2 separate regions of the Homo sapiens genome follow, and region 2 is linked to region 1. Evidence: chromatin loops called from intact Hi-C (ENCODE). Cell type or tissue: endothelial cell of umbilical vein. All regions are shown on one strand. Each heading gives the region's core, and the rest is flanking DNA. Links, peaks and the distances in the headings are about the cores only. Region 1 overlaps LOC105370577 (a long non-coding RNA gene). Region 2 overlaps LINC02288 (long intergenic non-protein coding RNA 2288).

Evidence for each region. Hi-C counts contacts between places; a loop is a spot of excess contacts. Peaks named below come from ENCODE experiments on the same cell type or tissue, not always from the same donor. Only the 100,000 strongest peaks of a DNase experiment are listed, where the experiment ranks them.
Region 2: a loop joins it to region 1, with 2.4 times the contacts of the local background. A loop is called at or near these places in 6 of 110 quality-filtered maps.

Annotation. Positions count from the first base shown.
Region 1 is chr14:76,700,517-76,715,705 of GRCh38, forward strand. It overlaps LOC105370577 (a long non-coding RNA gene), which reads right to left. Exons shown (of 2, transcript XR_007064273.1): 2 at 9,914-10,299. Among named protein-coding and RNA genes, the nearest start is that of VASH1, 53 kb to the right of the region's middle. In endothelial cell of umbilical vein, for the core only: a CTCF peak has its summit at 9,765 (motif pointing right); a DNase peak (open chromatin) is centred at 9,835.
Region 2 is chr14:77,046,948-77,062,136 of GRCh38, forward strand. It overlaps LINC02288 (long intergenic non-protein coding RNA 2288), which reads left to right. Exons shown (of 4, transcript NR_110554.1): 2 at 12,591-12,781. Among named protein-coding and RNA genes, the nearest start is that of LINC02288, 13 kb to the left of the region's middle. RefSeq lists an enhancer at 6,079-6,642 and a silencer at 6,454-6,503. In endothelial cell of umbilical vein, for the core only: a CTCF peak has its summit at 6,501 (motif pointing left); a DNase peak (open chromatin) is centred at 6,464; H3K27ac peaks cover 444 bases.

The DNA.
Region 1 (15,189 bases), core at 8,324-10,823:
AGAATAACAGCACATCCCCCGAGTTTCTAGAGGTTTCAACCAAATTTTGTTCTTTTGAAGACTCAGGTTTTATCTTTAAAATGAAAGCAAATTTTGGGTTCCAGTCTTTGAGACAACCATATTTATTTTTGTGTTAAACCTATCTGTCTTTAAAAAAAAAAGAGAGAGAGAATATACTTGGATTGAGGTAAGCCAAGATTAAACTTCTAAAAGGTAACATCCCATAGTCCAGAGAAATCTGACGCAAGGTAGCTAGATGCCATTTCATCCTCGTGTTTATCGTTCACCTGGCAGTGACAGAATCTGGGCCTCCAGTAAGTCCAAGTCCAATTCTCAAGAACACATGACAAGATCTGACTTGGGTGGGACAGGAAACCTCCTTGGTGGGTTATTTCCTCCATTCCCCCAACCTTAGATCCTGCACAACACACATTATCAGCAGGTTTGTTCCTGAACCCCAGGACCATGACTCAAGGCCATGAACAACTTAACCCAAGCAATCTAGGAATCCTGGCCTGTGCGGTGTGCCACATCACCTGGTCAGATCATCTCCTCATCAGATGACTGGTATGGCCTGAATTGTGTCACCCTCGCATTTATACACTAATGTCCTAATCCCCAGTACCTTAGAATATGGCCGAATTTGGAAGTAGGGCCTTTAAAGAGATGATTAAGATTAAATGAGATCATGTGGTGGGCCCTACTCCAGTATGACTGGTGTCCTTATAAGAAAGGAAGAGCGACCAGGGATGTTCACTCACAGAGGAAAGGCCATCTACAAGCCAAGGACAGAGGCCTTGGAAAAAACCAAAACTGCTGACACCTCGATCTTGGACTTCTAGCCTCCAGAACTGTGAGTAAATTTCTGTTGTTTAAGTCATCCAGTCTGTGGTATCGTGTTACAGCAGCCCTGCCAGATTAATACAATAACCCAACAAGAGCCCAAGGTGAGGGGACTCCAGGGAATGGGCACCCCAAAAGTAAAGTTTTAGAGTTTCCTTTCCCAAAGTTTTCTCCACCCGAGATAGAGTGGTCACTGGTTGGCTTCCTTCCTCATACCTTTAGAACTCACCACGGGCCAGCTCCATGTCCCCAGCTGGGCACTGTGTCTCTGACTCAATCCATTCCTTTCCCAGCCCTCAGGATCCTGTGCTAATGAAGGCATCATCAGCTTCAGCCACGCTTTTGTTCTCTACACCATCCCTTCAAAGATGGAGGTTGGGGCAAGGACCCCTCCCTGGAACCAGGCCAAAGGTTCAGTATTGGAAAAGCATTGATTCTTTCCCCATAGTCCTTAAATATTCTTTTTACAAAGACTACACCAGATTAAAACAGTTCCGTGGCACAATCTCTACAGGTCTGTTAATTCAGGACAGAGCTCTGGAATTAATGGCCAAGAACAAGAACCAGCTTTATTATAACTGCATCAATTCCAACAACATGTGCTGGGTAAATATTACCTCCAACAAGGTCCAAACTAGCCTATAGCCAAATGCAGCTTATAACCATGATTTTCCCTATACTTCTTCCTCCTAGCAAGATTTGGACTTCTCTCTTGATGAATCAGGCCTCTAGGTCATACATCCAACTGGAGAAGCCAGAAGTAACATCATCTTGGCCAAAACCAACAAGTCCACCTCCCAGTTGTCCCTCCTCTGGGAAACCGCCCATTTGGCTCTGCAGCCAGCACTGCCTTCGTGGCATGTGGTGTAATGGATGTAACCAGGACAGTGTGTACCAAAGCTGAGAAAAGTCTCCATGTATGACACCAAGGCCAAAAAGGAAAAGTATGCCAGCGTCTGGTTCAAAAGTGGAGAAATGAGACAAACCTGTCTGATGACCCAACTGTACATCCCATCCAATCTATGAGTCCAGCTATGGTGACTGGAGCCACTACGATGTTTATTCTTATAGCGACATGTGAGGAAGGTAACAGGAGTATCAGGCGAGGGAAAGGGTGAGGCTCCTTGGGACTAAGCACACTCATATTTGTTGGTTTGTTTGCTGAGTGTGTGTTTGCTTGTGTCTTTATTTTACGCAGAGGGCATTCCTCAAATGCTGGGTGACCTTGGCTGTCTGTTCATATTTAAGAGTGAGACATCAAAAGTTGATTGCCACCTGCAACCCAGCAACTCCACTCCTAGGTTAATGCCCAGGAGACATGCATACAAATATGCACCAAAGGATACACACAAGAATTCCCGTAGCAGCTCTGTAATAGCACACCACTCAAAACTACCCACAAGTCCATCAACAGTAGATGGGATAAATAAATTGTAGCATATAAACACAACGGGATTCAATACAGCACTGAGAATGAACAATCTATAACTACATGCAACAATATGAATGAGTCTTACAAAAATTACGCTGAATAAAATAAGTCAGAACCAAAAAGCATACATGCTATGTGATTCCATTTATTTAAAGACAAAACATGCAAATCATTAATGTGCAAGATGAGAAGTCAAGATAGTGGTTGTCCTTCGGTGGAGATAGTACACATTACACTTATATAAAGCAGATGCTAGAGGGAAAGCAACGAAAAATAGAGAAAAATACCTATAGGGAGAATTAAACGCACCATTCTCAGTAGGAGACAGGTCAAATGGACAAAAATTAAGCATATATGTCAAAATCTAAACAACCTAATCAACAAGATGAGTGCTTAAAATATTTTTTTAATTTATTTTTTGAGACACAGTCTCGCTCTGTTGCCCAAGCTGGAGTGCAGTGGTGCGATCTTGGCTCACTGCAACCTCCGCCTCCCGGGTTCAAGTGATTCTCCTGCCTCAGCCTCCTGAGTAGCTGGGGTTATAGGCACCTACCACCACACCTGGCTAATTTTTGTATTATTAGTAGAGACAGGGTTTCACCATGTTAGTCAGGCTGGCCTCAAACTCCTGACCTCGTGTGATCTGCCCACCTTGGCCTCCCAAATTAAAATCATTGCATCCTGATTTAAGCACACGAAAACACATACACGTTGGGATTCTGATTGGAAGGGTATTACATTTATATGTTAACTTTAGAAGAGTTTATATTTTTATGTCATTTCATCCATGAATATGGAATGTCTCTCCATTTGTTAGTATAGAAAAAAGCTATTGATTTTTGTACATTTATCTTACACATAGCCACTTTACAAAATTCTATTATTAATTTTAATCGTTATTAATTCTACTAATTTGCTATTAGACTGGGTTTTCAATTCTACCAGACCAGAAAAAGAAAATATGATTTTTCCTTCTTTGGTAATACTCATACAGATTATTTCATTTCTTTTCTTATTTCATTCGTAAGGACTTCCAAAAAATGTTCAACATTAGCAGTGATAACAGGCAAACTTGTCTTATTCTTTATATTAAAAGAATGATTCTCTCAGGCACTGCTCAGAACCAAAGGAGCCTGTCTCCTTTAGCCACCATGCACAGGCATTTACCAAGGTCCTGACAATCACAGCCCCTCATTCCAGGAGCCTGCAGATACCCTGGAGATGGGGTCACTAGGCGGGCTTGAAAACCCCAGGCTCTCTCCACTCTTTCTTTTCTTTCCTTTGCTTCCCTTTTCTCTTTTTCTTTTCCTTTCTTTTCTTTTTCCTCCCTCCTTTCTTTTTTTTCTTTCTTTCTTCTTTTTCATTTTTTTTTTTTATTTTTAAGAGACAAGGTCTTGCTCTGTCACCCAGGCTGCAGTGCAGAGGCACCATCACAGCTCACTGCAGCTTTGAACATCTCCCAGGCTCAAGCAATCCTTCTGCCTCAGCCTCCCACGTAGCTGGGACTGGCTGGGCACCATGGCTCGTGCCTGTAATCCCAGCACTTTGGGAGGCCGAGAAGGGCGGATCACTTGAGGTCAGGAATTCAGATCAGCTTGACTAACATGGTGAAACCCCGTCTCTACTAAAAATACAAACAATTAGCCAGGCATGGTGGCGCAGGTCTGTAATCTCAGCTACTCGGGAAGCTGAGGCGGGAGACTTGCTTGAGCTTGAGAGGCGGAGGTTGCAGTGAGCTGAGATTGCACCACTGCCCTCCAGCCTGAGGCGACAAAGCGAAAAAGCAAGACACTGTCTCAGAAAAACAAACAAAAAACAAGTAGCTGGGACTACAGGCACCACCATGCTCAACTAATTTTTTGTTTATTTACTTTTTGTAGAGATCGGGATAGCTCTGTGTTGCCCACACCAGTCTCGAACTCCTGGCATCAAGTGATCCTCCCCCCTCAGCCTCCCAAAGTGCTGGGATTACGGGCGGGAGCCACCGTGCCCAGCCTCTCTACTCCTTTGTCACTTCTCTCTGGCTGCCACCACCTTGCCCTGGAGTTATTTCAGCACTCTCCTAACTGGCTTCCCCTTGTCTCCTCTGGCCCCTCCTTGTCCCTTGTGCAGTCTGTCCAGCACACTGCCGCCAGAGTGAGATTTCAAAATGCAAATCTTTTTTTTTTTTTTTTTTTTTTTTTTGGAGACAGAGTCTCACTCTGTTGCCCAGGCTGGAATGAAGCGGCAAGATCTCGGCTCACTACAACCTCCATCTCCCGGGTTCAAGTGATTCTCCTGCCTCAGCCTCCCAAGTAGCTGTGACTACAGGCAGCCGCCACCATGCCTGGCTAATTTTTATATTTTTAGTAGACATGGGGTTTTGCCATGTTGGCCAGGCTGGTCTCGAACTCCTGACCTCAAGTGATCTGCCTGGCTCAGCCTCCCAAAGTGCTGGGATTACAGGTGTGAACACTGCGCCCGGCCTCAAAATGCAAATCTGATCGTGTACCTCTTCTTGCCTCCCACCCTTCTAGGATGCAGGTTATACAACGCTGTGAACTGGCCCCTTCCTGACCCTCCAGCTTCATCTCATCCGCTCTCCCTCCCTCTCAGAAGAACTAACTGGTCCTCTTTCGTTCCCTGGATACACCCTGCTCCTGCTGTCTCAGCACTATGCACCTGCTTTTATTTCTGCCTGGAACACCCAACCATATGTGGATGGGTACACACACACACACATCTTCCCTGCTAACTCACATGGATCACCAGTGTCACTGACTCCCTAGATGTATATGACATAGTCATGTATCACTTGATGTGTATGACATAGTCATGTATCACTTGATGTGTATATGACATAGTCATGTATCACTTCATGTTCTGAGAAATACGTTAAGCAATTTTGTCATCGTGTGAGCATCATGGAGTGCACTTACACAAACCTAGTGCCTACAACACACCTCGGCTATACGGTCCTTTTGCTCCTAGGCTGCAAACCTGTGCAGCATGTTACTGTACTGAATACTGTAGGCATTTGTGTATCTAAACATATCTAAACATAGGACAAGTACAATAAAAACAGTATAAAAGAGAAAAAATGGTTCATCTGTATAGGGCACTTACTATGAAGGTATGTCCGGAATTGGTGGGTTCTTGGTCTCACTGACTTCAAGAATGAAGCCGCGGACCCTCGCGGTGAGTGTTAAGAGTTCTTACAGGCGGCGTGTCCGGAGTTTGTTCCTTCTGATGTTCAGATGTGTTCAGAGTTTCTTTCTTCTGGTGGGATCATGGTCTCGTTGGCTCAGGAGTGAAGCTGCAGACCTTCGCGGTGAGTGTTAACAGCTCTTAAGGCGGCGGGTCCGGAGTTGTTCTTTCCTGCTGGTGGGTTAGTGGTCTCCCTGGCTTCAGGAGAGAAGCTGCAGACCTTTACGGTGAGTGTTATAGCTCACAAATGCAGTGTGAACCCAAAAACTAAGCAGTAGCAAGATTTATTGCAAAAAGCAAAAGAACAAAGCTCCCACAGAATGAAAAGCGAGCAGAGCCAGTTGCCACTGCTGCCTCAGGCAGCCTGCTTTTATTCTCTTATCTGGCCCACCCACATCCTGCTGATTGGTCCATTTTACAGAGAGCTGATTAGTCTGTTTTACAGACAGCTGATTGGTCCATTTTGACAGGGTGCTGATTGGTGGGTTTACCATCCCTGAGCTAGACAGAAAAGTTCTCCACGTCTCCAATAGATTAGCTAGATACAGAGTGTCCATTGGTGTATTTACAAACCCTGAGCTAGATACTGAGTGCTGATTGGTGCATTCACAATCCCTTAGCTAGACATAAAGATTCTCCAAGTCCCAAGATTAGCTAGACACAGCGCCTGATTGGTGCATTCATAAACCCTGAGCTAGACACAAGGTGCTGATTGGTGTGTTTACAAACCTTGAGCTAGATACAGAGTGCTAATTTGTGTATTTACAATCCCTTAGCTAGACATAAAGATTCTTCAAGTCCCCACTAGACTCAGGAGCCCAGCTGGTTTCACCTAGTGAATCAGCTGAGGCCCAGTGAGAATTTGAGCGCGGTGCCGGCAAGCCGGCACTGCTGGGGAACGCAGCGCACCCTCCGCAGCTGCTAGCCCTGGTGCTAAGCCCCTCACTGCCCCGCGCAGGCGGCACCAGCCGGCCGCTCCCAGTGCAGGGCCCTCCAAGCCCACGCCTACCCGGAACTCGGGCTGGCCCGCCAGCGCCGCATGCAGCCCCGGTTCCCCCCCCCACGCCTCTCCCTCCACACCTCCTGGCAAGCAAAGGGTGCCGGCTCCGGCCTCAGCCAAGCCCAAAGAGGGGCTCCCACAGTGCAACGGTGAGTGACGGGCTCCTCAAGCGCCCCGAGGCTGAGGAGGCACCGAGAGCGAGTGAGGGCTGCTAGTACCGTTGTCACCTCTCAAAGGGAGCTTGCGGGCCTGGAAGTTGCTCTGGGTGAGTCTGTGAGTGAGTGGTGGGTGAATGCGAAGGCCTAAGACATGACTCCTGAAAACTTCATAAGCACCGTACACTTAGGCTACACTAAATCTGTTTTTAGAAACATTTTTCTTTCTTCAATAATAAATTAACCTCTGCCAGGCGCGGTGGCTCACGCCTGTAATCCTAGCACTTTGGGAGGCTGAAGCGGGGGGATCACCTGAGGTCAGGAGTTCGAGACCAGCCTGGCCAACATGGTGAAACCCCATCTCTACTAAAAATACAAAAATTAGCCAGGCATGGTGGCAGATGCCTATAATCCCAGCTACCTGGGAGGCTGAGGCAGGAGAATCACTTGAACCCGGGGGCGGAGGTTGCAGTGAGCCGAGATCACACCACTTCACTTCAGCCTGGGCAAAAGAGCGAAACTCTATCTCAAAATAATCAACCCAGCTTACTGTAACTTTTTTTACCATATAAACTTTTTTTATTTTTTTAACTTTTTGACTCTTGAAATAACACTTAGCTTAAACTCAAACACACTGTACATCTGTACAAAACGTTTTCTTAGAATGAAGACACGAACACACACATTACACACGTTAGGGTCAGGATCACCAGTATCACTGTCTTCTACCTCCACATCTTGTCCCACTGTCTTCAGGGGCAATAACACACATGGAGCTGTCCTCCTATGATAACAGTGACTTCTGGAATACCTCCTGAAGGACCTGCCTAAGGCCATTTTACAGTTAACTTTTTTATTTTGTAAGTAGAAGAAATACATTCTAAAATGACAATGAAAAGTATAGTATAGTAAATACACAAAGGAGTCATATAGTCATTTGTTATTAAGTATATTATGCACTGTATGTAATTGTATGTGCTAGACGTTTATAAGCCTGGCAGCGCAGTAGGTTAGTTTACATCAGCATGACCGCAAACCTGTGAGTAATGCATTGAGCTATGACGTTGCCACAGCTATGACCTCACTAGGCTATGTAATTCAGCTCCACTGCAATCTTATGAGACCACTGTTGTATCTGCAGGCTGTGGTTGACCAAAACATTGCTATGCAATGCACGGCTGTATAATTACTTGTTCAATGTCTTCATCGCTAGACTGTAAATTCCACCAGGGTAGGGACTGTGTTCCTACCACCTTTAGCCCCAGCACCCAGCACAGGGCCTGGCCTCTGGGAAATGTTCGATAATTACTTTTTATTCTATTTTATTTGAGACCAAGTCTCGCTCTGTTGCCCAGGCTGGAGTGCAGTGGTGCGATCTTGGCTCACAAGCGCTCTGCCTCCTGGGTTCAAGTGATTCTCCTGCCTCAGCCTCCTGAGTAGCTGGGATTACAGGCACATGCCACCACGCCTGGCTAATTTTTTTGTATTTTTAGTACAGACGGGGTTTCACCAAGTTGGCCAAGCTGGTCATGAACTCCTGGCCTCAGGTGATCTACCCACTTTGGCCTCCGAAAGTGCTAGGATTACAGGCATGAACCACAGTGCCCAGCCAATTATTTTAAATTAATAATCAGTTAACAAACCAGTAATTATCAGCCTTTTATATTTTATAATCCACCAATTTCTATTTTATTCCCCTAAGCTGTAGGTGCCTTTTATTCTTGTTTTTCAAGAAGGAGTTTTGCCTGGGCACATAACATTGTACACTGGTTCCTGGGCTCAAGGTTGGGTGCTACCACTTGGCTCAAGGCTGGGTGCTACCACTCTTATGCGTCCCCTGCCAAAGCCTCTGTCATGTTGTGCAGTTTCCCGTACACTTTGCCAGCCAGGACTAGACTGTCTATTGATATTTTTCTCTCTCCCTGATTCACCACCACGAGGCTCTGGGTGGGGAACCATGAAAGGGATGCGACTTTGAAGAGCCCTCAGAATGCCACATTGGTTCCCCTGTCGCCGTACACACTCGCCTCCAGCGGTGCCTCCAGACCACCCTGCCACTGCTTTTTTTCTTCTTTTTTTTTTTTTTTTTTGAGATGGAGTCTTGCTCTGTCGCCCAGACTGGAGTGCAGTGGCACGATCTCAACTCACTGCAACCTCCATCTCCTGGGTTCAAGCAATTTTCCTGCCACAGCCTCCCAAGTAGCTGGGACTACAGGCGCATGCCACCATGTCTGGCTAGTTTTTGTATTTTTAGTAGAGACAAGGTTTCACCATGTTGGCCAGGCTGGTCTCGAACTCCTGACCTCAGGTGATCTGCCCACCTTGGCCTCCCAAAGCGCTGGGATTACAGGCGTGAGCCACTGTGCCCGGCCACCCTGCCACTTCTTCCATCGAAGCCCAGCCCACGATGCTGCTTCCCCTCCCTGCCCCACTCCATGTCCAGAGCCTCTGCCCATCTCACCAGTAAACACCCAAGAATCAGTGGGCTGCAGGGAGAGCTCCACCAATCCCCCTTGGTGCGGTGGCTCACGCCTGTAATCCCTGCACTTTGGGAGGCCGAGGTGGGCAGATCACCTGAGGTCAGGAGCTCAAGACCAGCCTGGCCAACATCGCGAAACCCCATCTCTACTAAAAATACAAAAATTAGCTGGGCGTGATGGCGCACGCCTGTAGTCCCAGCTACTCGGGAGGCTGAGGCAGGAGAATCGCTTGAACCCGGGAGGTGGAGGTTGCAGTGAGCGGAGGTTGCAGGGTCGCACTCCAGCCTGTGCGACAGAGTGAGACTCCATCTGAAAAATAAATAAATAAGCTGTCAGAAAAAAACTCCAGCTGGCGTCCCCCTCCCTGCAGCCTGAAGTCTGGAGGCAGAGACAGTATCTAATGGATCCTTATAATTTTAGCCCAAAGTGCGAATGAGGGCATGGCAAAGCCGCAGGCAGAGTTTTGAAGCAATTAACTATGAATGCAAGGGGCCTCTCTCTCCTGCGTTCAGCCAAATCACAAGTGTATTCCCTTCACTCATTACAATGTAGCTAAGACAATTAAGTATTGTCTAACTGTGGCGCAATTAAAACCCCTGTAATTAAGGAAGGTGGGGGCCAGAAGAAAAGGACTCTGGTTCTGAAAACTCAGCCCGAGTCCAAGCAAAAGAGCAATGTACACATTTGCCACTAGATGGCAGGCTTCCTGCTTTATTCGCTAGCTCTCCCAATTTTATTAAATACAGAAATGATCCTGACCAGTACTCTAGCAATCCAATCTTCCAAAGCTTCCAAACACATTAAAACTCATAGAATGTTAAAGGTGGACAAAAGTTTAATGAATTTTTTTGCCGAACCTTACATTTACAGAAGAGAGAGAGAGAGAGTCCTAAAGGTAAACCCCAGGTTGTTTTTCTATTATTCTACTCTGCCTCTAAACAAAAGCCACCCAAAAACCTCCTTAAAAAGAGACATAATATAGGTGTGTTCCGTTTCTGAAAAATGCAAACAGCGCTGTTATGATTTTTTACACCTTTCTGCATGTACGTAATGCTGACAGAGAGATGAACTCTTCCATAAACATGGTTGGATGTTTACCTCGTTTCTGTCTTCTTTGTGAGCTTGGCGAGTGCTGGGGCTAGTCAGTAACTTGAAGTCCAAGATCCCTAATTCAGCTCTGTGCTCTCACAGCCTTACCAAAGCCTGGTAAAAGGACAAATGAGACATCCGAGTTGGTTGTAAGGAAGTAAAGTGGAGTCCCTACAACCAGCTGGGTGACTTTAGCCAAGGGACTTGCTTCTTGGGACCTTGATTTCAAAAAAAGGGGACGTTGGATTCACTCTATCATCTAAATCTGTAAGTGCAAAAAGTAATACAAGAGAAGTGTCCTGTAGAGCACGAGGAATGTTGCAGGACATGGGTTCTCAAAGTGTGGTCGGACCCCTAAGCGTACCCTCTCCCTTCTCCGATTATGTATCTATTCAAGGACAGGTTTTTTTCATAGACTTCAGTTAAAACAACATGTCAGCGAGGCGTGGTGGCTCACACCTGTAATCCCAGCAGTTTGGGAGGCTGAGGTGGGAGGATCACCTGAGATCAGGAGTTCGAGACTAGCCTGACCAATACAGTGAAACCTTGTCTCTACTAAAAATACAAAAAGTAGCTGGGCTTGGTGGCAGGCGCCTGTAATCCCAGCTACTCAGGAGGCTGAGGCAGGAGAATCGCTTGAATCCGGGGGGCAGAGGTTGCAGTGAGCCGAGATTGCGCCATCGCACTCTAGCCTGGGTGACAAAGCAAGACTCCATCTCAAAAAAAAAAAAATCACAAGAGATGGAATGAAGGAGATATGAGAATCTGTAGACCAAACATTTAAAAGATTTGCAAAAATATAAAACAACACCACTCTGCAAATGTCTTTGTTTTAGAAAATATAGCTATTGTTGGTAAAAATGTGTAATTTATGTTAACATGCAATGGATTTTTACAGTTATTGTTACATGTATTAATAAATATTTGAATTTTCCCAGCTATAATTTCTAATATAGCAAGGCAAATATAAAAATGTCTCACATGAACAAAAGCTCTTGGAGGCTGTCAATCATTTTTAAGAGCATAAAGGGGTCCTGAGACCAAAAATTTGAGACCTGCTGTTGTAAGTTTCATCAGTCCCTTTCTTAGCTCTGTTATTTATCTTTTCATTCTTCAGAAGCAGAGAATTGTATATCCAAAGATGTTAATTTCAGCATTATCTACAATAGCAAAGAAAAAAGAGACTAAAAGACAATGTCTAACACCAGAGGAAAGGTTCAACCATAATAAATATGCTCCATTGACCCAATAGAATTAGATATTATAGTATTATAAGAAAATGATTAGGGGCCGGGCACGGTGGCTCATGCTTGTAATCTCAGCACTTTGGGAGGCCAAGGTGGGTGAATCACTTGAGGTCGGGAATTCGAGACCAGCCTGACCAACGTGGAGAAACCCCATCTCCACTAAAAATACAAAAAAATTAGCCGGGCGTGGTGGCCCATGCTTGTAATCCCAGCTACTCGGGAGGCTGAGGCAAGAGAATCACTTGAACCCAGGAGGCTGAACAGAAAAGGACAATGGCCTCTTTGTCCCTAGTGTAAGAGAGCTGGGGGGAGCCCTAGGAACCCACCAATGGTAAATTTAAAATGCTGCCTTAAAGGTATTGAACAAGTCCGGGTGTGATGGCTCATGCCTGTAATCCCAGCACTTTGGGAGCCCGAGGCGGGAGGATCACTTTAGCCCAGGAGTTCAAGATCAGCCTGGGCAACATGGTGAGACCCCATCTCTACAAAAAATATAAAAAGTAGCCAGGCGTGGTGGTGCAGGTTGCGGTGAGCCGAGATCAAGCCATTGCACTCCAGCCTGGGCAACGAAAGCGAAACTCTGCCTCAAAAAAAAAAGAAAAGAAAAGAAAAGAAAATGATTATATGGCATAATGTTAAGTGAAAAGACATAAATTGGCACTACCCCAATTGTAAAATGTGAGATTGGAACCTAATATATAAAAATGGAAACATTAATCAGTTACTATACTGTATTTCAATGTCACAATTATGGGTAGTGTTTTTCTTTAAACTAGTGGCTATTATTATTTTGTTATCTTTTTTTTTTAATTTTATTTTCTCTTTTTTTTTTTTTTTTTGAGACAGGGTGTCTCTCTGTCACCCAGGCTGGAGTACACTGGTGCAATCACCAGCTCACTGCAGCTTCAACCTCCTAGTCTCAAGTGATCCTCCCACCTCAGCCTCCTGAGTAGCTGGGATTACGGTGTGCACCACCACACCTGGCTACTTTTTATATTTTTTGTAGAGATGGGGTCTCACCATGTTGCCCAGGCTGATCTTGAACTCCTGGGCTAAAGTGATCCTCCCGCCTCGGGCTCCCAAAGTGCTGGGATTACAGGCATGAGCCATCACACCCAGACTTGTTCAATACCTTTAAGGCAGCATTTTAAAGTTACCATTGGTGGGTTCCTAGGGCTCCCCACAGCTGTCTTACACTAGGGACAAAGAGGCCATTGTCCTTTTCCGTTTAGCAAGCCGAAAAGGTTCCCAATTTTGAAAAGCTACCTTCCTCCAGCATACCCCCACAAAAGTCATTGTCCTGAAGACCTCTGGGAACATGACAAATGGCAGATCTGTGCAAATATACAACCGCCCTAACCGAGGCCACAGCCACCCGGCCCACTTAGGAGAGCTGGCATTGAATGGGAAGTGGCCGGCGCTTTCAGCCTGGCCAGCGGGCTGACAAGGGGTCTTTGTAATGGGAACAAAACTGCATCCCCCTTCACCTGGAGATTCTCCAGCACCCCCTCCTCTCCTGCACTGCCCCCCAGCACACATCCGTGCACACACGCACACAGAGGGGGGTTTATGTTTGCTTCGTAGGTGTGTTAATAAAAATCTCCTTAGGGTCACCGCTTCTGAGGTTTTGAAGTGAAACACTGCCCAAAAGGAGGGTTCATCTTCAAGGCAGCCTCACCTTCACCCCATTAAGTAGCTCCTGCTCACATCTTTCCTGAAACCACTTAAGGTAATTCCCTGTCTTAACGCTGAAGGTGCTTATGGTTCTATTTCAGACTCCTGGTGTGGGCAGTACAGGGTGAAAGAAATGCCCCGGATAATTAAGGAGATTATTTTATTCAGGCTATTAGGGAGAACTTTCATGAATACAGAGAAAGTTCTCAGCAAAAAGGAAGTGGGGGAAGCTGGGGTGGTACAGAGGCAAGGCTCTGGGGGAAGAATGGACACGGCTTATTTGAAGCATGCGATGGGAATCTACAGAATATGCAAGGGCAGGGGAGTCCTTTGCAATTTCTACCTCCCTTTGGAGCACCAAATAAAGTCCAATATGGGCAACAGAAGACCAGAAAGCTGGCCTCCCCTGTAGCTGAGGAAGGAGGAAATGAGTAGTGAGAATGATGTCCCAGATGCCTCCAGGGGAGGCGGTTCTGGGGACTGGGGTAAGTAGGGGCTGTGGGGAGAGAAAGAGGGTGTGGGAGGAGGAAACACATCTCCAGGTGCTCTTTGGCAGCTGAAATTTCATTCCTCAAATTCAGAAATCATCAGGCCAGGCATGGTGGCTCACGCCTGTAATCCCAGCACTTTGGGAGGCTGAGGTGGGTGGATCACCTGAGGTCAGAAGTTCAAGACCAGCCTGGCCAACATGGTGAAACTCCGTCTCTACTAATAATACAAAAATTAGCCAGGCGTGGTGGTGCACACCTGTAATTCCAGCTACTTGGGAGGCTGAGGCAGGAGAATCGCTTGAACCCGGGAGGCAGAGGTTCCAGTGAGCCAAGATCACGCCATTGCACTCCAGCCTGGGCAACAAGAGTGAAACTCAAAAAAAAAAAAAAATTTTTTTCAGAAATTATCTCCTCCCATCCTGTCCTTCTCCCTCCGTCTTCCTCAAATGGCAGGAGGGTGAGGCTATGATTGAAAGAAAACCACTCAATTCCTTGTATCCCCCCAAACACATGTACACACATGCAGCTCTGTTCCAACCTCCTGGAAGGAAACTGGCTGTCACCAAAGGATTCCAGCCAAATACTTGGGGTTCCTCAAGGATATCTTTTGAAAACAACAACAACAAAAATGTAGATTTTTTTTTTTTTTTTTTTGAGACAGTCTCGCTCTTGTTGCCCAGGCTGGAGTGCAATGGCACGATCTTGGCTACTGCAACCTCCACTTCCCGGGTTCAAGCGATTCTCCTGCCTCAGCCTCCTGAGTAGCTGGGATTACAGGCGCCTGCCACCATGACCAGCTAATTTTTGGACTTTTAGTAGAGATGGGGTTGCACCATGTTGGCCAGGTTGGTCTCAAACTCCTGACCTCAGGTGATCCGTCCGCCTCGACCTCCCAAAGTGCTGGGATTACAGGCGTGAGCCATCGTGCCCAGCCAAATGTAGATGGTTGAACAGCTCCAGTCACAATGTAAAGTTTTAATTTTCCTCTGCAATAAAAGCAGCCTTTTTCTTAATGTTTTCTTTGATAGAGGGAAGCCCCCACCACCACTCCCGGCTTCTTTGCCCCAGCCCTCCTCTTTATCTAACCCAGCCAGATGTGTGCATTTTTTTTTTCCATTCACATGGCACAGGGTTTGAAGATGAGCTGTATCCCCCATTAGCCACTCTTTCCACCCCCGGAGAGACTCTGATTGTGGAGGATTCGTGCTGCTGACTGTAGATAAAACAATCGAGATGGGGGGCTGCTTTGGAAACGGGGGGGGGTGTGGGGATTTTTCCATCTGGAATCACAAGGCTTTTGGTGGTAGGCCCAGATGGAACCACGATCTGTCTGTGGAGACAAAGCTTCTTTTGGAACTGGTCATGGCCACAGGAATATGAGGTTTTTGACAATACGGTGGCCAAGAGATAGGAAACTGAAGTGGGTTATGAAATGCCAAGGACAGATCACTCTGACTCTGGTGAAGTAAGCCCATTAGTAAGCTGAACTCATGTAATTCATCAAGGAGCTTCCTTGAGCCGGTGAAAACAAGGATTGTAGAACTGTGAGTTCAGACCTGGACGTTAGAAAAACAACTCCCAAGTCAGCCAGT
Region 2 (15,189 bases), core at 4,971-7,470, 340 kb after region 1:
TTGATTCTTGACTCATGAGACTTTGTGACCTGTGCCAAGTTTCTGCACCTCCAGGCTTCCTCATCTGTTTTCATTGTTAGACACATCAAATATTGGCAATTTCATGTAATTTAGCCTAAACCTGCCTTACAACATTGCTTTAAGGCAGGGTGTGGTGGCTCACGCCTGTAATCCTAGCACTTTGGGAGGCTAAGGAGGGTGGATCACGAGGTCAGGAGTTTGAGACCAGCCTGACCAACACGGTGAAACCCCGTCTCTACTAAAAATACAAAAATTAGCTGGGCGTGGTGGTGCGCACCTGTAATTTCAGCCTCTCAGGAGGCTGAAGCAGGAGAATCGCTTGAACCCAGGTGACAGAGGTTGCAGTGAGCCGAGATCGCACCACTGCACTCCAGCCTGGGCGACCGAGCGAGACTCCATCTCAAAAAAATAAAAAATAAAAATAAATAAATAAAAATTTTCCAGGCGCCTTACAGGATCAAGACAAACTCCTTAGCTTGGAACACAAGGCCTCTGGGAAATTGCCTCCAATTCCTCTTTTTGCCTCTTCCTTTTTCTTAATTTCTAACCACATTGAATTCCTCTTGTTCCTTAAACACAATATGAACTTTGAAGCCCCGTGCCTTTACGGGGCTCTTTTCTCTACCTACAAAGAATGTTTTCTCCCTCTTGTTTTTTGAGCAAACTTCTATGCATCCTTCAAAACCCAGCTCAGTTTTTACCTTTCCTGTGAAAATAGTCTCTGGCATTTCCCAGCTCTGTGCTTCAATTGCAATCTGCATTTATCACAAAGAGTTGTAGTTGGCTGGGCGTGGTGGCTCACGCCTGTAATCCTAGCACTTTGGGAGGCTGAGGCAGATGGATCACCTGAGGTCAAGAGTTCGAGACCAGCCTGGCCGACATGGTGAAACCCCGTCTCTACTAAAAATACAAAAATTAGCCGGGTGTGGGGCGCCTGTAATTCCAGCTACTCGGGAGGCAGAGGCAGGAGAATCGCTTGAACCCCGGGGCGGAGGTTGCAGTGAGCTGAGATCGCACTATTTCACCCCAGCCTGGGAGAAAGAGTGAGATTCTGTCTCAAAAAAAAAAAAAAAAAAAAAGTTGTAGTTATCTGTTCACACTGCCTCACTGGGGACTCAATGAAGTTCAATGCTGGGGCCATTCTATCCCGAATGCCTCTAGAAGCCCCTAAATAAAGGCTAGTCAATTAAACATGCCTAAATATACATTTTTATGACGTAATTTTATTGTCACCAAAATAATATGGAAGTGTATGTATGTATGTACTATTTATACCCTTCCTGTCCCAGCAAAATCTTGGAGCATTCTACTCAGAAGTAGAGATATAATAGTGCTTAGTATATCATGCAGTAGAGTTGGGGCTTTGGAATCAAGTATTTCTGGGTTGAAATCGTAACTTGGTCTCTTACTGTGCCATTAAGTCATTACTTTATCTCAGCCTCAGTTTTCCCACCTGTAAAATGAAGATAACATTAATTACCCATGAGGCAGACACTGTTGATTGCTAAAAAGTAGTCACTCCTGCTTTCTTCCTTAGTGCCCTGAATTTGTTTCAGGAGTCCCACACCCCTCAGTTCCACGTGCCTTGGGGGGAAATCCCAATTAGTCTGAGCTAATCTTAGCATCCCATCCCCCTTGCTAACACTTTGGGGATGGATCTGTGACCGAGTTCTGGTGAATAAGACATGGGAGTTGGGGGCTTGTTTTAGGAAATATTTTCATATTTTCTCAATCTTTTTTTTTTTTTCTTTTTTTTTTTTTTTGAGACGGAGTCTTGCTCTGCCGCCCAGGCTGGAGTGCAGTGGCGCGATCTCCGCTCACTGCAAGCACTGCCTCCCGGGTTCACGCGGTTCTCCTGCCTCAGCCTCCCGAGTAGCTGGGACGACAGGCGCCCGCCACCACGCCCGGCTAATTTTTTGTATTTTTAGTAGAGACGGTGTTTCGCCGTGTTAGCCAGGATGGTCTCGATCTGCTGACCTCGTGATCCGCCCGCTTCGGCCTCCCAAAGTGCTGGGATTACAGGCGTGAGCCACCGCGCCTGGCCATATTTTCTCAATCTTAAAACATGAGAGAGAGAGAAACAATTGTCTTTCTTTCTTTTTTTTTTTTTTTTTTTTTTTTTTTTTTTGAGACACAGTCTCACTCTGTCACCCAGGCTGGAGTGAAGTGGCGGGATCTCAGCTCACTGCAACCTCCACCTCTGGGGCTCAAGCGATTCTTCTGCCTCAGCCTCCCAAGTAGCTGGGATTACAGGCGCCTGCCACCATGCCCAGCTAATTTTTGTATTTTTAGTAGAGACAGGGTTTTACCATGTTGGCCAGGCTGGTCTCGAATTCCCGACCTCAGGTAATCCACCCACCTCGGCCTCCCAAAATGGTGGGATTACAGGCATGAGCCACCGCGCCCAGCCAAACAATTGTCTTTCTGTAGCTGTATGTGTGTCTGCAGTGATGATGGCTGGGGCTACAGCAGCCATCTTGCTATGATGAAGGCAGCCATTCAGAGAACTAAGTCAACACACTAAAGATGATAGAATGGAGGCCGGGTGCGGTGGCTCACGCCTGTAATCCCAGCACTTTGGGAGGCCGAGGTGGGCAGATCACGAGGTCAGGATATCGAGACCATCCTGGCTAACATGGTGAAACCCCGTCTCTACTAAAAATACAAAAAATTAGCCGGGCATGGTGGCGGGCCCCTGTAGTCCCAGCTGAGGCCGAGGCAGGAGAATGGCGTGAACCCGGAAGGCGGAGCTTGCAGTGAGCGGAGATCGCGCTACTGCACTCCAACGTAGGCAACAGAGCGAGACTCCGTCTCAAAAAAAAAAAAAAAAAAAAAAAAAAAAAAGAGAGATGATAGAATGGAAGGAAATGTGGAAAGAACATTAGTCTGGTGGCACAGTTCAGCAGCTGGATTACTCTGCCCTGGAGCCACCCACATCTGGACTATTTCCATCAATTCCTTCATTGTTCAGTGAGGGACCCCTGGCTCGATCCAGTGGAACCAAGGTTTCTGTGACTTGCAGCCAAAAGCATCCTAACAATCAACTTCGCAGGGTTGCTGTGATGACTAAATAAAGTAAAATTGGCCAGGCGAGGTAGCTCATGCCTATAATCCCAGCACTTTGGGAGGCTGAGGCGGGTGGATCACCTGAGGTCGGGAGTTCTAGGCCAGCCTGGCCAACATGGTGAAACCCCGTCTCTACTAAAAATATAAAAATTAGCTGGGCATGCTGATGGGCACCAGTAATCCCAGCTACTTGGGAGGCTGAGGCAGGAGAATCACTTGAACCTGGGAGGCAGAGGTTGCAGTGAGCAGAGACCACGCCATTGCACTCCAGCCTGGGCAACAAGAGGAAAACTCTGTCTAAAAAAAAAAAAAAAAAAATTGAAAAAGTGCCTGACAGGGTCTGGCACATAGTAGGTTCTCAAAGATTGAAGACTCTCCTGCTGAGATGTTCTGGGATGAATGCACGAATGACTATGAAGAGTGGTCCAGAGAACATGGCAGATGGTAATAAAGGTTAGAGCAGTTCAGAAGTGGGTGGGTGCTAGAACGATGAAGATGACAATGACGATGAAATTCAAACATTATGTTAGTAAATGTCCTAATGGAACTTCTTGGGGCTGTAACAATGGTTCTCCTTTTTACTTCTAATGCCTTTTCTTACCCGGCTCAGAATTAGACATTGCATATACAGGCTTTTCTAATTGTAAGTGGCCACGCTTGTACAATTAGGGTGGTCCTTAATTACCCTGGGGCATGGAAGCCCTGCTACAGGATAAAGGCAAGAGTGTACTTTTTTTTTTTTTTTTTTTTTTTTGAGACAGAGTCTTGCTCTGTCACTCAGGCTGGAGTGTAGTGGCACGATCTCTGCTCACTGCAACTTCCACCTCCCAGGCTCAAGCGATGTTGTGCCTCAGACTCCCAAGTATCTGGGATTACAGGCGTGTGACACCATCCGGCTAATTTTTGTATTTTTAGTAGAGACGAGATTTTGCTATGTTGGCCAGGCTGGTCTCGAACTCCTGGCCTCAAGTGATCCACCCTCCTCATCCTCCCAAAGTGCTGGGATTACAGGAATGAACCACTGAGCCCAGACTTTAGCGTATAATTTGTAGCTCCAGGAGGAGCCAAGATTTGAAAGCAGAACCATCATACCCACACAACGTAAAGCAGGGCCTTTGACTTGCCAAAAGCACACCAAGTCCGTCCTCCCTGAGAGACCCAGAGAAGCCCAGCAGACCTCTCCAGCTCGGGTGGGGCTGCCTCTGGGGGCTGCCTGGCTTTTGGCCAGCTGACCAGGCCATGGAGTGTTGCTCCCTGCCAGCCCCACAGCCCTTTCGAACCTCGTTCCAGGAGAGCTCAGCCACACCAGTGTCTGCCAGACTCATGTCCGTCCAGCTGTGTGGGCGGCCCTGGCAGCAGGGGACAGGGCAGGGTTTGTGCAAGGACATTGTGGCACCCACAGCAGGGCGTGGGAGAGGCGGTGGCTCACTTCAGGGACGAGTCAGGAAGGAACGTGGAAGAGATGGGGAGCAGAAGCCACAAACTCAAGGCAGCCTCAGCTGCCTTCTCAAAGGCCGCCTTCACCTTAGAAGCTTGTTCCAGGGTCTCCTTTCCTGCTTGCCCCTCCCCTGTTGAGCTGGGTTCAGCACAGCCCTGCTTCGATGCTCAATTCTTTTTTTTTTTTTTTTTTTTTTTTGGCAACAGAGTTTCGCTCTTTCGCCCAGGCTGGAGTGAAGTGGCGTGATCTCATCTCACTGCAACCTCTGCCTCCCGGGTTCAAGTGATTCTCCTGCCTCAGCCTCCCAAGTAGCTGGGACTACAGGCATGCACCACCACGCCCGGCTAATTTTATAATTTTAGTAGAGACGGGGTTTCACCATGTTGGCCAGGCTGGTCTCAAACTCCCGACCTCAGGTGATCCACCCACCTCAGCCTCCCAAAGTGCTGGGATTACAGGCATAAGTCACCGCGCCTGGCCACTGACGCTCAAGTCTGTTCACCAAATCTTTATTGAGAATACTTTATGTAAGATGCCATATTCCTCCTGGCTAATGGTGGGGTGGGGTGAGAGATACCGAGAGCAAGATCAGAGTAGAAAGGACCTCAGAATGGCCTTTAAACTTGGGTGCCTCAGAACTCCAAAGCCCAAGTATTTAAGAAAGAAAAAAAGACTGCTGCAGTTTAATCTAGGGCAGGGATAGGGTCCTGTCCACTCTGCCTTGAGTCAGAGACTCCATGGATAACATCCAAACAACCCTGACCCAGACCAGGGGGGGATATAGAAGCCCAGAGAGGTGAAATGACCTCCCTCAGTCACACAGCAAGTTGGAGGCCCACTCAGGTTCAAAGTCAAGCCCAGTGCCTCGTCCATTGTACTGTCCTACCCCTTGGCACTTGTTTCAGAGATCAGCTGCGGAGATGGGGCGAGTCACCCAGGAACAGACAGACACACTTGCTACAGACTAAAGAGAACAAGTGGTTCTAACTCAGGATGGCAAAGGCTCCCCGGAAGAGGGGCAGGGAGCCGGGCCTAGGGCAGCATGGGCAGGATTGCTCATGGCACATGGCAGGGGTGGGGAGAGAGGTGGATGTGAGGAAGGAGGCAATTCCAGGCCTCAGAGAACATGATCTGCTAGCGCCTGAAGAAAGACTGGCAATCCAGAGAGCTGGGTTCCAGCCCTGGCTCTGCCGTGACAAGCCCCTGGGCCAGGGGCCTCCCCTTTGGGCCAGTTTCCTTGCATGTAAAATGGCAAAGAGGGTGGGCTAGTTGGCCCTACTGTGACATGCTAGGAAGCCTTCTCTCCTCCCACCACCACCAACACCACCCAGGACACTCCCCAGTGTGTGCCAGGTGTCTGGAATTGACACCAGGAGGGAGTGTCCCTGGCTGCCCTGTGGCACAGCATGGAGCTGGCAGGCCTGCCCAAGGTGTCTGCCCAGAGCTCTGGGAAACAGTGACAAACCATGAGGAGGCAGGAACTGGAGAAGAACCCGGGCAGGAGCCATTCCTCTTCTGAGAAGTGGTCTTTCCCATCTGGCCCTCTCCAGAAGCTCAGGCCTCTGCCAGGACTTGTTAGGGTCCCACCACCCCAAAGAGGCGAGGCCTCAAGGGTAGAGGGGTACGAGTCCCTGAACAACCCCAAGCCTCAGTATTCTCATTTGTAAAATGGGTAAAAATAGCACTTTAGTAGTCTCATTTGTAAAATTGATATCAGTACCTCAGATGATGAAATGAGATAATGCGTGTCAAGGGCCTAGCACAGCGCCTGGTGTAGGAGCCACACGTCCCAGAGGGCTGCCTGCTGGGGAAGACCGCATAATTTGAAGCCTCCTGACATAAAACAGGCTGGTTGAGGGAGGGCCCTTTCTGTCTAATACACCACTCGTCGGGACAGGATTGCAAAGGGGGCCTGGGGAGGTGAGCCCACTGGAAAACAATGTGTGCGCGCCCCCTGCTGGCTGCGAGCAGAGGTCCCGCCTGTCCGCTGGGGGTCTTCAGGTGGTTCGTGTTAGCACCACCTGCTGCTGCCGGGTCAATTGACCCAATATTCACAGATCACCCCCCAGGTGTCAGGTACCCCGCCAGGCTTTGGGAGGGATGCAAAATGAGTGAAAGATAAGCTAGGTTTTTGGAGCCAACTAGTTTTGGTGTCGACCACGCATGGGTTCAAGCCCAGAGACTATCAATATCTGCTTGAATGTTCATTCATTCAACAGAAATGGTTCTGCATCGGGATATAGCAATGAACAAAGGTCCTGGCATCGTGGACTTGCGGTAATCTTAGACAGAGAACATAATCCCTCAGAGCTTCAGGTTCTCATCTGTAGCATGGAAGACTTCTCTACTCCTTCCCCTCAAACCAGAGGGTAGAGACCCTGGGTATGGATTTCAAGGTCGCTGTCATTAGTAGGAACTAACAGTCACCACCAACAGCCATCTCTTCTCAAAGGAAACCTCATCCCTTTGAGCCTGGGCTGTCATTCATTTGGTTCATTCTGAAGGGACCCTGTCATGCCAATCTCCCCAGGCTCTCCATCTACCAGGAACCCCGGAAGACCCCCGCCCCAAGCCATTCTGCTCCAGGGCAATGATAGAGCCCTAACCTCTAATGAGAGGTCATCAGAGTGGATGTGGGAGGATCGTGCAGTTACCCTGCAACTTTCTCTCCAGGTGACACATGGGTATTTCTCCTTAAATTAATTGGACTGGTTAGCCTCAGTGCCAACCTGGTAGGAACCATCGCCTGCCCGGATTCCTGTTCTCCCCCAGACCACTGGGCAAATCCTTCATGGTTGGTAGGGCTTTAAGGGCTAGAAGAGGATAGGAAATATGTTCTTGATGACTTTTTATTAACATCCAATTTTCTACTCCCCATGGCCTTCATTACACACACACACACACACACACACACACACACACACACACACACAGCAAAGGTGAGGATTGGAAGCCAGTTGATGCTGGAGGAATGCTTTAACACCCCTATCAACACACAACCCAAGTCGGGTCCAGCTTATTCTTTCAAGATGTCCACAGTTTCACCCCACGCTCAGGATATGTATGGGTGCGTGTGCTTTTGTACACACTCATATAGCAAACTTTGAGCTATAGCCAGGTACTAGGGCAATATTAGTAAACAAAATAGACAAACACAAACACAAAATCCTGCCCCACTGGAGCATACATTTGTGTGGGGGGGGCAGGGGGGAGTCTGGGATAGAAAAGTAAATAAGCAAGTAACATAAACATGATGTTTGAGGGTAATATGTGTTATGGAGAAAACTAAAGCAAAAAAGAGGGTGCCCCAAAATGAGTGGGGGATTTTAAATGGGGTGGTCAGGGAACGTCTCATTGAAAAAGTAACATTTAAATAAAGACCAAAAGGAGATGAGAGAGTGAGCTATGAAGCTATTTGGTAGAAGAGGGTTCCAGGCAGAAGAAATGGCAAACTCAAAGATACTGAAGCATGGTCAGAGAGGCTGTCCTAGTGGGAACAAGGAGAGAGGCGATGGGAAGAGGCAGGAGGTGTTGGGCTCTATTATTAATAAATTATGGTCAGGGGTCCCCCAATCCCCTTTTCCAACCAATATAGTTAATTTCATCCCTTTTCTTAAAGTTTTGAAACTAATACCTGTCTTGTAAACAAGCCATGACAAAGCTCTATTTAGAGAAATATGGTGGGGAGAGGCTAATCAGGGTAGATTTCCTGGAGAGGGAGGTTGGCTGACTTCTTCTCTTTTCAGGTGAAGAAACCAAGACTCAGAGACAGTCAATAACTTGCCTAAGGTCACAAAGCTAGAAACCGACAGAGAAGGGCTTACATCCATGCTTATCTGGTTTAGAAGCCACTGCTCTTAGCCAGGGTGCTGCCATGGTGACAGGCCATTTCCATTAGAGGAGAATGATGGCTGTTCATCTGAGGACCTGGAACAACACGGTCTGCGTGGCCATCACTCAGTCAGGGCAGAGCATGGGTACAGAATCGTGGCATTGTTTGGCTGAGAATCATAGATTCTCAGTGAAGCACAGGCAAGGTGCCAGGCCCCAGGCATGGGGTTTTAGATGCATGATCTCATTTAACTCTCATTTTACAGATCAGGAAATTGAGGCCTGTCACGCTTCCTGATCTTGTGTGTATCAGAACAAGATCATAACAATTGACTTTCAAAAATTAGTGGCTTAAGGCCAGGCACAGTGGCTCACGCCTACAATCCCAGCACTTTGGGAGGCCGAGGCGGGCGGATCACCTGAGGTCAGGAGTTCAAGACCAGCCTGGCTAATATGGTGAAACCCCATCTCTACTAAAAATACAAAAATTAGCCAGATGTGGTGGCAGGGCCTCTAGTCCCAGCTTCTTGGGGCTGAGGTAGGAAAATCACTTGAACCTGGGAAGTGGAGGTTGCAGTGAGCCAAGATTGCGCCACTGCACTCTAGCCTGGAAGACAGAGCAAGACTCCATCTCAAAAAAAAATAAATAAATAAAAAATAAAAAAGGAAAAAGTAAATAAAAATTAGTGGCTTAAAACAGCAATTTATTATTTCTCATGATTTTGTGAGTCAGGAATTTGGGCAGGGCTTGGCTGGGTGGTTCTTCTGCTCCATGTGGTGTCAGCTGGGGTCACTCAGCTGCATTCAGCTGGCAGCTGGACTGGGAGGGAAGGGCCAAGAAGGCGTCACTTACAGGCCTGGCACCTCAGCGCTCCTCTGCATGGCCTCTCCACGTGGTCAGCATGGTGGTTTCAGGTCAACTGGATTAATTACATGGCAGCTGGGAATTATATTTCATCCAAGGGAATGAAAGCAGAAGCTGCCAGACTTAGGGACTAGCCCTGAAGTTGGGACAGTGTCACTTCCACCACTTCTACTGCCCCAAGCAAGACACCAGATCAGCCCAGATTCAATGGCAATGATGTTTTGCAGCCTGGCTGCTCCATCACAAGCACTCCTTGCTCTGGCTCCCTCTTCTCCCATCCTTTGCCCAATCCAATATAGCAATGGCAATGATGTTTTTATTTGTTTGTTTTGTTTTTTTGAGACAGAATCTTGCTTTATCACCTAGGCTGGAGTGCAGTGGCACGATCTTGGCTCACTGCAACATCCGCCTCCTGGGTTCAAGTGATTTTCCTGCCTCAGCCTCCCGAGTAGCTGGGATTACAGGTGCCCGCCACCACACCCAGCTAATTTTTATAGTTTTAGTAGAGATAGGATTTTACCATGTTGGCCAGGCTGGTCTCAAACTCTCCACCTCAGGTGATCCACCTCCCTCAGCCTCCCAAAGTGCTGGGATTACAGGCGTGAGCCACCATGCCCGGCCTTTATTTTTGTTTTTAATTTAATTTAATTTTTTGTGAGACAGGGTCTCACTCTGTTGCCCAGGCTGGAGCGCAGTGGCACGATGACAGCTCACTGCGGCTTCGATCTCCTGGGCTTACACAGTCCTCCTGCCTCAGCCCGAGTAGCTGAGACCACAGGTGTGCTCCATAGCACCAGGCTTATTTATGTATTTATTTATTTAGTAGAGATGGGGTCTCCCTATGTTGCCCAGGCTTTGTTGTTCTTTGACTTGCTTCTTTCACCTATCCATATATCCTGGCAGGGTCAGGAGCAGGGTGAGGCAAGCAGGATCCTCTGTGACCCAGAGAATGGCCCTCTTGCACTCTGTGCCCTTTCTCAGTACACGAAGGTCTGCCTCATTCTTGTTTTTTTTTTTTGGAGACAGAGTCTTGCTCTGTCACCCAGGCTGGAGTGCAGTGGCGCGATCTCTGCCCACTGCAATCTCCGCCTCCCGGGTTCACGCCATTCTTCTGCCTTAGCCTCCCCAGCAGCTGGGACTACAGGTGCATGCCACCACGCCCGGCTAATTTTTGTATTTTTAGTAGAGACGGGGTTTCACCGTGTTAGCCAGGATGGTCTTGATCTCCTGACCTCGTGATCCGCCCTCCTCGGCCTCCCAAAGTGCTGGGATTACAGGCATGAGCCACCGCGCCCGGCCAGCCTCATTCTTTTTAACTCTTGCATAGTATTCTATGGTAGAAATGGAACACCATTAACCATTTCCCTCTTGACGAACCTTTAGGTTGTTTTCAGTTTTTGGCTATTACTAAAATGCTGTCTTGAAATCCTTGTAGATGTCTTTTTGTGCATGTAGTAGTTATATAATTTTTACTTCAGTATATATGCATTTTATTTTTTATTATCTTTTATGGAGACAGGGTCTCACTTCCTTGCCCGGGCTGGAGTGCAGTGCTGTGATCATGGCTCACTGCATCCTCCTCCTTTTGGGCTCAAGTGATCCTCCCACCTCAGCCTCATGAGTAGCCGGGACCACAGGCATGTGCCACCATGTCTGGCTAATTTTTTGTAGAGATGGTGTTTCACTCTATTGCCCAGGCTGATCTCAAACTCCTGGACTCACGTGATCTGCCCACCTCAGCCTCCCAAAGTGTTGGGATTACAGGCATGAGCCACCATGCCTGGCCAATGATGTTTTTAAATGCTGCTAATAATAACGTACAAAATTCAGAAAATATAGATAAATAAAAATAGGAAACAAAAACCACCATATACCACGGCCTAGAGACAATCGGAGGTCCCTTCAATACCTACACTGGAGGAGGAAAGAAGCCCCCTCCCCCGGAGAATCTTCCACCCATTGCAGGGGTCTGCTGTGATTTGGGCTCTGTTCTGCTGACAAGGTGGAGCCTGTCATCTATCCCAGACAGAATTATTGCCTCAGATTACATGGTTGATTATCAATTACTTGTGTTCGTATGAGAGCATGTGTGCGTGTGTGCATAAGTGTCTTTGCAAATCATTAAGGGTCGTAATTCTGGATTATCATTGATTAACGTGAGGGAGGCCTGGTACCTCCAGCAGCCGGGATGGCAGGCCCGCAATTATGTCCCAGCTGATCAGTAATTGGCGTATCACAAGATGATTTCTCTCTCGGCTGCCTACCCCCAGCCTCTCCTGTCGGCTTCACAATTAGCACCATTGCTCATTCCCTTCCAGCTCAGGCCAAATGCAGAAGCCTGCTTTCTGGCAAGGGGAAGCCGTGGGGCTGTCTTGAAGACCACCACCCAAATAGAGTGGGGATGGTGGTGTGGGGTCGGTGGCAGAGGCACAATGCGGGGGAGTGGTGCCGGCTTGAACTCTAGCTTCCTGATGTCTGGTGCTGCCTTTGTGTCTTATCCTGCTTCCCAGCAAGCTCAGGCACCATTGACCCACCCTCATTGCATGGATGGGGAAACTGAGAACCAGAGAAGGAATATGGCAAATTAGAAAAAAAAAAAACATCCAAAAGCAATAATTCAGGGCAACATGGCCACACGGGTCCAAGCCCAAAGAGCCCAGGAGGAAGCAGAGCTATAGAAGGAGCACCCCGACCATCACTCCTATCCTCGGGAAGCTGTCAGGTCGCCACTGGTTGTGTCAGTTTCCTTGAGCAACACAAGCTTTTAGCCTCCAGAGATTGCACATAGATGCACAGAGCTCCCCGGGGTGGGGAGGAAGCGTACTGAGGAATGTGCAGGTGTACTCCCTGCTGGATTATGAAAACGGCTTCCTCATGGTTCTCCCCACTTCCAGACTGGGCCCCCAATCTATCCTCCTGTCCAGCCTGCACAACGAACTCCCTGTTGCTCTCAGTTCAGGTCTTCTCGTGCCCTCTTTTGCCCTAGCCTGGTTGATCCATCACAGACCCCTCCTTGTCCTGGCTCCCTTATCTCCTGTCCTTTGCCCAATCTGATCCCTCCCCCTAAAGCCCCTGTCCCCTCCTCCCACACTCTTTTGGCTTGGAGCACACACCCTTGGGGGAGGTTTTAATACAGGTGCCCCCACTTGGGCTCCACTCCTGAGAAAGGAATTCTGACCTCCCTAGGAACCAGCAGATACAGAAGCAAAAACTTTAGGGATGGCTTTGGAGGCGTGTGAAAGGATGGAGAAGGCAGGGCTGTTCCAGAAACCTTCCACATAAAAGACTCTCCCATGGCTGCAAAGCCACCAGGCAGTTTGTTTCTGAGCCTTGCAGCTGTCTTGGCCATTTTCATTTTTATCTACTTAGGTTGGTCAGCGGGTCATGGCAAGCAGGAGACACAATGCTAATGACTCCGGCTCCACGTGGCGACCATTCAGGAAAAAGCTGCAATGTTCTCTCTGCCACATTAATCAGAGAAACACATCAAGAGTTGTTGCGTGGAGACAGCTTTCCTCCCAGTACTCGCCCTGCATACTAATCACCACCCCCTCCTGGCGGTGAGTCAGCTCCAAACCAGGCCGGTGGTGGTAAGGGAAGGCCAGAAACACCAGCTCCATCCACGTGGGGAGCAGCTGGAGGAGCGGGAGCCAGGCCCTCCACCGCCCAACATGCACTGTGTGTGACCATCATGGAGGCCTGGTAGGTGGGGATGGAGCACTCTGGGAAAGTTCATCCAAACCCAAATCTGGGCTACTTCCTTGTGTCTAGGTCTTGCCCAAGTCGACCAGAGGAAATGCTCCAGAAGCTGATCCCTAGACAGAGCCTTTGTTTTTTTGTTTTGTTTCGTTTTGTTTTGTTTTGAGACAGACCCTTGCTCTTTCGCCCAGGCTGGAGTGCAGTGGCGCGATCTCGGCTCACTGCAACTTCCGCCTCCTGCATTCATGCAATTCTCCTCCCTCAGCCTCCCAAGTAGCTGGGACTACAGGCATGCACCACCACGCCCAGCTAATTTTTGTATTTTTAGTAGAGACGGGGTTTCTCCATGTTGGCCAGGCTAGTCTCAAACTCCTCACCTCAGGTGATCCACCTGCCTCAGTCTCCCAAAATACTGGGCTTACAGGTGTGATCCACCGTTCCTGGCCCAGGGTCTTATTAAAATAAAGCAAGCGGGGCCTCCGTGCCAGGCACTTTGGTAACAATTAAGCCATCACCTTGGATAGTATTTCACATGTGGTAGGCAGAAAAGGAAGCCCTCTAGACAAATTAGCTCATTTAATCCTCGTACAACCCTATGAACTACTCACAGGTACTAGTAACATTACCATTTTGCAGACAAGAATGGTGACACGTGGAGAGATTAAGTAGCCAATTCAAGGTCACACAGCTAGTAATAACCAACTGGATTTGAACCCAGAGAATCTGGTTCCAGTAGCCATGCTCTCCTAGTGCTCAGGGTTGCCTGAGCTGATAGTGACCATAGGAAAGCCTCTGAATGTCTTTTGCATGTATTCACTCATTCACTCACTCATTCATTCATTCATACAGCAGTGATTTGTTGAGCATCTACTATGTACAAGGCGCCATACTAGGTACCAGGGAGACAAAGGTATGTAAAACAGACATAGGCTTAAGAGGGAGACTGACATCAATTTAACATTTTTATAAATTTATAGTAAATGCAAAATGTGATAAGTGACATGAAGGAGAAGTATTGGATCCCATGAAAGCACCTAGTACGAGAACCTCATCTGTTTGGTGAGGTCAAGGAAGGGTTCCCCGAGGAAGTGACAAATGAAGAAATAGCTTATACTGGTGGTTCTCATAATGTGGCCCCTGGCCTAGCAGCATAAGAATCACCAAGGAATCTGGTTTAAATTTTTTTTTTTTAGAGACAGGGTCTCACTTTGTTTTCCAGGTTGGAGTGCAGTGGTGCAAACATAGCTCACTGCAACCTCCTGGGCTCAAGTGATCCTCCCACCTCCCAAGTAGTTGGGACTACAGGTGCACACCACCACACCCAGCTAATTTTTTTTTTTTTTTTTTTTGGAACGAAGTTTCACTCTTGTTGCCCCAGGCTAGGGCACAATGGCATGATCTCGGCTCACTGCAACCTCTGCCTCCCGGGTTCAAGCAATTCTCCTGCCTCAGCCTCCTGAGTAGCTGGCACTACAGGCTCCAGCCACCACACCCGGCTAATTTTTGTATATTTAGTAGAGACGGGGTTTCACCATGTTGACCAGGCTGGTCTTGAACTTCTGACCTCAGGTGATCCACCCACCTCAGCCTCCCAAAGTGCTGGGATTACTGGTGTGAGCCACCACGCCTGGCCTAATTTTTTTATTTTTTGTAGAGACAGGTGTTGTCATGTTTTCCAGGCTGGTCTGAAACTCCTGGGCTCAAGCAATTCTCCTGCTTCAGCTTCCCAAAGTGCTGGGATTACAGGTGTGAGCCACTTCAGCAAAGAAATTTGTAAGAAAGGCAAACTGTCAGGCCCCACCCCAGACCCACTGAATTGGGAACTCTGCGGAAGAGGCCCAGAATCCGTGAATGAGCGTACCAGGGGCTTCCGATGCATGTTCGAGTTTCAGAACCACTGCTTGCAAGTCTTTGTGTAACAAAGGCCCCGAGGTGGGCAGGCGCAGGCACATTAGAGTACCCAAGGGGGGCCTGCAGGTGGGGCGGGAGTGGGGGTGGGGCTGGATGGTGGTTTACACTGGCCTTGCAGGCATGCTCAGCAGTTCAGCACGCATCATTTCCAGTCACCAGGAGGCCTGGCCAGAGGTTCCTCTGCCCTAAGAACCCTCAAGGAGTAGCAGGTCACCTGTGTGTCCAGGCTGGCCAAGTTACGTAAAAGCATGGAGATGACTATGACAAAGGCTTCTAGAGGCCCCTGGTCACCTGATCTTGACCATGTTTTGACTTCCAGGAAGCACTAGTCAGACAGTGAATTCTGTTGCTGTGAAAA